2 separate regions of the Homo sapiens genome follow, and region 1 is linked to region 2. A link is an interaction called in ENCODE POLR2A ChIA-PET data of the cell type or tissue named here. Cell type or tissue: MCF 10A. All regions are shown on one strand. Links, peaks and the distances in the headings refer to the core of each region. The heading gives the core; the rest is flanking DNA.

Evidence for each region. Peaks named below come from ENCODE experiments on the same cell type or tissue, not always from the same donor. Only the 100,000 strongest peaks of a DNase experiment are listed, where the experiment ranks them.
Region 1: POLR2A ChIA-PET joins it to region 2 with 5 read pairs; 2 of 35 experiments call an interaction of 5 or more read pairs at or near these places.

Annotation. Positions count from the first base shown.
Region 1 is chr14:70,780,798-70,785,204 of GRCh38, forward strand. All of the region lies in intron 2 of MAP3K9 (mitogen-activated protein kinase kinase kinase 9), which reads right to left. Among named protein-coding and RNA genes, the nearest start is that of MAP3K9-DT, 26 kb to the right of the region's middle. In MCF 10A, for the core only: no CTCF peak of the experiment used is centred there; a DNase peak (open chromatin) is centred at 1,814.
Region 2 is chr14:70,948,843-70,953,249 of GRCh38, forward strand. The region is part of intron 2 of PCNX1 (pecanex 1); the gene reads left to right. LOC105370557 (a long non-coding RNA gene) reads right to left here. Exons shown (of 3, transcript XR_944008.3): 2 at 738-916. Among named protein-coding and RNA genes, the nearest start is that of PCNX1, 44 kb to the left of the region's middle. In MCF 10A, for the core only: no CTCF peak of the experiment used is centred there; no DNase peak of the experiment used is centred there.

The DNA.
Region 1 (4,407 bases), core at 205-4,204, 170 kb before region 2:
ATCTCCGTCATACCTCTGAAGTACCCAGCTACATACCAGATAAAAATAACCAAAAAAGAGGAAGCCTATCAGATGCTCGATGGTTTTGTCAACAGAAAGCAGTTCTTTCTTGGCAGGTGGCCATGGGGTGCAGCCGCCGCACAGGCTCTCCAGGGCCTTGTATCCCCAAGCTCTGCTAGCAGAGTTCCCTTAGCAGGCATGGAAGGTTGCATTTTCAAAGTGGTCCATCATCTCCCATCCTCTGTGCTTTTCCCCAGTGTGATCTTGACACTTTTCCCACTGAGAGGTGGGTCTGTGTCCTCTCCACTTGAAGCTGAGTGGTCTTGAGACTCACTTTAACAGAATGCAGAAGAAATGACAATGCCCGACTTCTAAGCTAGATCAGAAAAGATGCTACAGCTTCCCCATGTTCACTGGAACACTTGGGTCTGCAGCCTTGAGCCACTATGTAAGGCCAAGAGCCCTAAGAGAGCCATGCTCATGGACAGACTGCACATGGGCACTCCCATCAGCAGTCCTGGCCTCCAGCTTCTCCCAGCTCAGGCACTGAGCCATGTGTGTGAACAACCTTCAGATGGTTCCTGCCTCCATCTGCAGCCTCCCCTAGCCTTCAAGTCTTCCCAGGTGAGGCCCCAGACATTGACAAGCCATCCCTAATGAGCTCTTTCCAAATTCCTGACCCAAGTCTCCATGAGCTTAATAAAATGTTCTTGTTTGGGGTCGTTTGTTCTGAAGAAATAGTAATGGAAACAGTAGGTGATACACTGTGAGTCTAGTCTCATATCTGCTGCTGCTCTTGAATTTTTTAAAAAGGAAAAACTACCTTTTACTGAGCATTTACTTTGTGCCAGGCATTATGCTAAGGGTTTACACACATAACTTCATTTAATCCTCATTATAATGCCATGAGTAAATACTAGAATTATCCCCATTTTACAGAGGAGGAAATGGGCTCAGGGTCGAGGACTTTGCCCAAAGCCAGGTCTGCCTGATTCAGAGCCCACAACTGTACCAGCCCACAACTGTACCAGCCCAGGTTCTCTGGCCACTTAGAAAGAGGAGCTGTTTCACATGGAAGACTCAACTTCTTGGGAGCATGGCTTTCCTAGTCAACATTCCAGGTCTGGGAATTGCCTAAAGAACCCAGGTGATGGGACATGGCATCAGTGAACACTTGGCTCTGTCTGAGCTGGGGCAGGCCGCCTTCCCTGGGAGGTCATAGCTATGGCCTACCTGCCCTATTACCAACTCTTGAATCCTACCCCTTCTTTGAGGCCTAATTGTTCCATCAAGGCCTCCCAGGGAATTCTGCCTTCTCCAGACCCCATCTCATGTATCTTGACACGCTGCCCCCTACTACATCACACTGTTCTGGTTGTTTAGGATGTGTTTACATAGCACAACTCCTAAGGATGGAAAGAATGCAGTGGAAGTGACCTCTATGTTATGTATATAATAAATTGACCGTATTTCTTACAGCATGTATGCAATAGCAGGCACGTCAATTTCTTATGAGGACATTTGGGTAATAAAATTACCCACATCGGTTGAGAATCATGATCTATACAAAAAGAAAACATTCCAGGCTCTGTGACCTGCACTTCACCCCAGGCATTGCAGAGGAGAAAGGATTTGAGGGCAGAGGAGGAAGCGGTACAAGCCACCACAGATACCACCTTCATCCCATCACCTTGCAGGCAAGGAAGTCCCAACCACAAAGGCTCGAAACACTGGGAGTTGCCATTGTGAACCACAAGTCCTTAATAGCCCTGGAAAGCTATGAAACACCAATTAAAGTTTCCTATGAATCACTTTTCAACCTCTCCATGTAAGAGCAGGGAGGAACCAACCTCAAGTACCTCCTCAGGCCAAGACTAGCTTTGCTCTGACTCACTGTCTTTCAGTCTATGATATGGATGCTTTTCTAATTCCTTCCTCCCACCTCCATGTCCATTGCATGGGGAAGATGAGACTTCCTAGCATCTTCCTAGTCTACCTCTGAATATTACTCTACAAATCCTGTTCCCCATGAGACAGAGTTGAGGATCTCACCATGGTAGGGAAAATTCAAAACTATACAAATTCTCTAGATGTTACACCTCAGTTTCCAGGTGAAAGCCAGTCCTTTCCTTCCTTCCCTGCTACCTGGAAGGTGGGCATAACAGGCATACCCAGAAACTGCTGGGAAAACGCTCAAATGCCGTGTTCTCTGCCTTCAGTGAATGCCCATGTAAGGAAAAGTCTTAGAATATCTTATTTTTCCTCAGTGGGGTCACTTTTACTCTTCCTGGAAGGTCATTATCCCAGTCTCTCCACCAATATACTACACATCAAATCAAGCATCAAAATGCTTGTAAGAAACCTAAAATTGGCCAGATTCATGGTCCATGCAACTAGAGTCAAGCATATAAAGCCACAGACTCACATGTTAGAAGCCCAGGACAGTACTGTGTCCAAACAACGGTAAGGTGGGAAGGAAGACGGCATCCTAAAGTAAATTCAAATTAGTCTGACTCTTATTTTTCTTGAGCATCCAAAGGTTTCATATGATCCACAGCAACGCTTCCTCAAATACCCCTTTTTAATTCCATCCACTGTCCTTATAGAAAGAAGCTCCCTCATTTCCTGCTCAAAATTCCTCCCAAAAGAGCTCCTGAAGGATTCACTCTTTGTCCCCTCCCCTTTCCTCCCATCACAAAGCTCTAAAGTTCCAGGAGCAGCAAAATCCAAATTCTCTTTGTGAGGTGGGCGAAGGAAATAGCCGGGAGGCTTCACTCATTGATAGTCCAGGTGTTATTCCACCAGCAATCAATCCAAATTGGAGCTTCAAGGAATGAACAGTGAAGTCAAATTTGTCTTTCATAGTATTCATCTAAAAGTGTTAAGTGGGCACCACAAAGCATGCTCAGCGCTCCTCCAGGAGGAATGGAACTGCTCTCTTGCTCACGCATGGTCCATTTGGCCATAAATTCAGCTGCAAAGAAACACCCCAGAAAGGCCCGCTCACCTCCCAGACTACACAGAGCTGAAAGACGTGGCATCTGAATAACCACACAGGGCTCTGCAATTAACAGACGTGTCCAAACCCTTTTTGAATGTTTATATTACTTTTCTGGTTAAAATTTTTTAAATTCCATAAACAATCATCTGTGAATGTATCTGAAATCTATATATACTTCTTTTGTTTAAACAAAAACAAACCACGGCCAGGCGCAGTGGCTCACGCCTGTAATCCCAGCACTTTGGGAGGCCGAGGCAGGCAGATAGCCTGAAGTCAGGAGTTCGAGACCAGCTTGACCAACATGGTGAAATTGCACCTCTACTAAAAATACAAAACTAGCTGGGCATGGTGGTGCATGCCTGTAATCCCAGCTACTTGAGAGGCTGAGGCAGGAGAATCGCTTGAACCCGGGAGGTGGAGGCTGCAGCAAGCTGAGATCGCGCCACTGCACTCCAGCCTGGGAAACAAGAGCAAAACTCCGTCTCAAAACAAAAAAAAATACTAAAATAAATAAAATAAAATAAAAAACAAAACCACAACACAAACACAAGTAAGTACAAGAGCCCAATAACATGGAAGCTTCTGCGATGGCCCAACTTCTGGACAGCTGTATGCAAGCACAATTTTGGTTCAGGACAAACACTAACAAGAAGCAAAGCTGAAGCCGGGCACAGTGGCTCATGCCTGTAATCCCACAACTTTGGGAGGCCGAGGTGGGCAGATCACTTGAGGACAGGAGTTCAAGACCAGCCTGGCCAATATGTTGAAACCCCATCTCTACTGAAAATACAAAAATTAGCCAGGTGTGGTGGCAGGCGTCAGTAATCCCAGCTACTCAGGAGGCTGATGCAGGAGAACTGCTCGAACCCGGGAAGTGGAGGCCACTGTACTCCAGCCTGGGAGACAGAGTGAGTGAGATGGAAGAAGAAGCAAACCTGAGGCTACAGAAGGATGGCTGAGGTTCAAATTGTGCTTTTGGAGGGGCCCTGGGGAAAAGAGAAATGAGAAACTAGCTCTCAGGTCTTGTGCATTTTAGGACCATCAGGTCTGGAGGTACCAGAGGTCCTGGGTTGGAGAAATAAAGGATCCCCTATCTGTAGTTCGAAATGTGGGGATGATCTACCCCACAAAGTCCCCAAGACCAGGTTTAATGTCCAGGTCTAGCCCTGTTGCACCCAGACTCTGGTGAGTCACAGGGTCCGTCCTGCAGAACAAGGTGCTAGAGAAGGATCTCCTATTGCAGTCTGTTTCCAACAAGCAGAGCAGAAAGAAAACCATGCAAGCACTCAAGAGCCTGGTATTTGAGTCCAGGCCCTATCATTCTCTAGCTATGTGTTCTTGGGCAGGGCATTGTTAAACCTCCCTGAGCCTCAGCTTCCTCTGTTATAAAATGGGGATACTACCAC
Region 2 (4,407 bases), core at 306-4,305:
GTATGTGTGTATATATACACATATGTATATATAGATATGTGTATATATACACACATACGTGTATATACGTATATATGTGTATATATGTACATATATGTACATATACACATACGTATATGTGTATATACACTTATAAATGCTTATAAATCTCAGCATTTTTATTTACTCGTATAAATAAAATGTGTGTGTATATATACACATGTATATATAGATATATGTATGTATAGACGTGTATATATACATGTGTATATATACATACATGTATATACGTATATGTGTATATATGTACATATACACATATGTATATGTGTATATATACTTATAAATGCTTATACATCTCAGCATTTACTCATAGTGTGTATATACACATGTATATATAGATATATGTATGTGTATATACACACGTGTATACACACACACGTGTATGCACACACGTGTATACACACACGTGTGTACACACATATGTGTGTAGATACACACGTGTATACACGCACGTGCATACACGCACGTGCATATATACATATATAGACACATACGTGTATATACATATGTGTGTGTGTGTACATATATATGTACATATATACACGTATATATGTGTATATATGTATAATATACACATACGCATGTGTATATATATACACACACACCTTAAGCAAATTGTGATATTTTACTTGACATTTATAAGTAGTATACTTTACTTAACCTATTGTAAATTTGTTTGAATTGTATATTCTTACCTTAGAAACTTAGCTGTTTCTTTCCTAGATCTTTGCAAGACTGACTTCTTAGGATTCAACTGTGATTCGATGTCAACTCCTCCTGGAGGCTTTCCTTTCCCATCCCAGCTGAAGTGATCCCCCTGTTGCTCAGTCACATTCTGTAGCATGACCTTGGCCTTGCCCACTTTCCACTTTACCTATTTGACAGAAGTGTCTACTTTATTCATAGTCAAAAGTTTGTGACCTTACAGAAATTAATAGGTACCCCTAATATAACTCTTGGAAAATTTGTGAACACTTGACATACCTCAAAACAATTCTAGCAGGTAGATGCTGTTATTATCCCTGATTTACAGATGTGGAAACCAAGTTGAGAAAGATCAAATAATCTAAGCAGTTGTTTCCACTGAGCATAATATGAAATATTTCAGACATCAAGACATAAATAATGTAAGAAAAAGTGGGCACTCCTCTCTTAAGACAGGTGATATTTCTGTATATTTTCCAGGGCATTGAAAGCCTTTGTTTATTCCTTTTCAATTACATTTTTTTCCTTATTCTTAACATGAGTACCCTGTTTGTTAATTAAACACGTATTTTAGCCTCATAATTTTTGTTTATTGCCTTAATCACTATCTGAAATTATCTTAACATTTATTTGCATTGATGAACTTCTTGAAGGTAATGACCTTATTGTTCTTATAAACTATTATATTCCCAGTTCCAAAATCAGTGTCTGGCAATGATAGGTACTCAGCAAATATTTGAAGTAGTGAAAACGATTATTCTGTGATATTATGTTTAATGATGCACAGTATCTCATTATGCCAATGTATTTTATCCTATTTTAAATTATATCAATCATTTTGAAATTTAAATATTAGATAACTGTGATGTTTAAATTTTCAATGATTAAATGTTCTATCATAGTTTTTCAGAGGTGGAATTACTAGAAATGCTATGCACATTTATAAGTTTTCCAATATGTATTGCCAAATTCCCAAGATTTTACCATTTAATGACTATGACCAGAAATTCAGCTGCCTCTTTTTTTTGCACTTTTGACAACTCTTGAGTATTTAGTATTTTGAAAAACTGTGATATCTCATTGTTTAATATTGTTTAATATGTAAATAAATTATTGTTTAATATTCCCGTTTTTGAATTACTAGTGAAATGGAGGTATTTTTCTTATTGCCATTTATATTTGTTATTCTGTGAATTGTATATTTTTCTATTGGTGGATTTTTTTTTGCTATTGATTTTGGAACTTTTTTTAAATAAAATATATTAGCTCTTCTGTGTCAAATACTCTTCCTCAGTTTATAGCATTTTATTTGTCAGTGTCTTTATATCCTGTAATTTATTTTTCTGTGGTCCAATTTTGTGTGTTTGTTATTTCTGCTTTTGATAACGTTTTCTAAGATTTTCCTTCCCTCAAATTATATAAATATACAATAAATTAAGATCTTTGTATCTACTTTCAGTATTTTTATCATTTTACTTTTTACTCTTAAATTGTTGTCAGTTTGAAAACATTTTAACTTAATTTGTTTAGGTTTGTTTATCACAACACCATTCATTAAGTAACAAATTTTTTCCCTGTAAATTTAGATGCTTTCTTTTTCATGTAGTATACTGTATATACTTATGCTAGTTTCTGAACTTAGTTTTCTGCTTCATCTTTCTGCCTTTTTTCATTTATACCATACTGTTTTTATCATAGTGGCTTTATAATATGTTTAATACTTAGCATTGTGAGTGACTCCAGTATTTTACTTTTTTGATATTATTATTTTTTTGGGGGGCGGGGGTTGGTTGGTTGTTTGTTTTGAGATGGAGTCTTGCTCTGTTGCCCAGACGAGTGCAGTGGTGCGATCTCGGCTCACTGCAACCTCCACCTCCCAGGTTCAAACGGTTCTCCTGCCTCAGCCTCCCAAGTAGCTGGGATTACAGGCATGCACCACCACGCCCAGCTAATTTTTGTATTTTTAGTAGAGACGGGGTTTCATCATGTTGGCCAGGCTGGTGCTGGACTCCCGACCTCAGGTAATCTGCCTGCCTCGGTCTCCTGAAGTGCTAGGATTACAGGTATGAGCCACCACACCTGACCTTTTTTGATATTATTTTGATTATTCTCATGCATATACTTACTTTTGTGAGATATCTTCATGTGTGCTTATCCTCCAGAAAATTTCGTTAGAATTTTGATGACAATTCTATTAAATTGTAGAAACTCAACTTTTAAAATAGGGATATAGATGAGAGATTTCCATTTATTTTCTTATGTTTTTATTTATCATCTCTTTATTCACTTATCTTTTATGTCTTATAACCTTTCACATTTTTTAAATGGTTTCTGTACATTTCCTACGCCTATTCTATTTCTGTTAAGAAATGCATATTCGTACATTGTGGATAAGTGGACAGAATGTAGACTTCACACTCAGTCAGTCAAGGCTTCTTAATTGTAAGACATTGGAGAAGCTACTTAAGCTTTTGAGTTGGCTTTCTTGTCAGAATGATGAGGAAAATAATGGAACTCTCTCATAGGATTATTACAATGAATAAATGAAATAATATATAGAGAGTTCTTAGAATAATTCCTGACACATGGTAACACTTGATAATTGTTCTAATTATTTCTGGATATTATATATATTTGTCATTGCTTCTGAATTGTTTTTTCCATTTTCTTTTACTTTAAAAATTTTTTATTGTGAAATATGTATTCCAAACACTAAGTTAGCAATAATCAAGTGACTACTTCATTACCTACCACACAGCTTAAGAAATAAAACATTATAAAAATACCATATAAGCTTCATGACATTCCTCTCCCATTTCATTCCACTTTTCCCTTCAGGAGTAACCATAATCTTGAATTTTTTGTGAATAACTCCCTTGCTTTTCTTTATTGTTACACACTCTTCGTAGATATTCCTGAATATATTTATTTATTTTTGTCTGCTTTAGGACATCCTAAGAGAATCATACAGTATGCATTTCTCTATGAGAGATTTTTTTTTTGCACAGTATATTATACTTTATTGACTCACGCATGGTGATGTTTGTAGCTAGAGTTTATTCATATTGACCTACATGTAGTCTGCCACTGTAAGAATAGACCATAGTCTATTTATTCATTCTTCTATTTATAGCCATTCAGATTATTTCTAGTGTTTTTTGTCTTGTGGTACATGTGTATATCTAGTTTATGTAAGCTGGTTTATAGGGCATTTTCATGTTCAATTTTATCAGGCAATTCCAAGCTGTGTGCCAAAATGATTTTACCAGTTTATACTCTCACCGGTAGTGTATGAAAGTCCTTATTGTTCACATCTTCATCAACATTTGATATTGGTAAACCTTAAAAATTTTCCATTCACTTAGCTATTGATTTGGGATTTAAAAGAAGAAAATTGGCTGGGCAAGGTGGCTCCTGCCTGTAATCCCAGCACTTTGGGAGGGAGAGATGGGAGGACAGCTTGAAGCCAGGAGTTCCAGATCAGTTTGGGCAACATAGTGAGACCTTGTCTTTACAAAAAATAAAAAATAAAAAAAAATTTTAGCTAGGTATGGTGGTGTGCACCTGTAGTGCCAGATACTTGGGAGGCTGAGGCAGGAGGATCACTTGAGACCAGGAGTTCAAGAGTTCAGTGGGCTTTGATCACACCACTGCACTCCA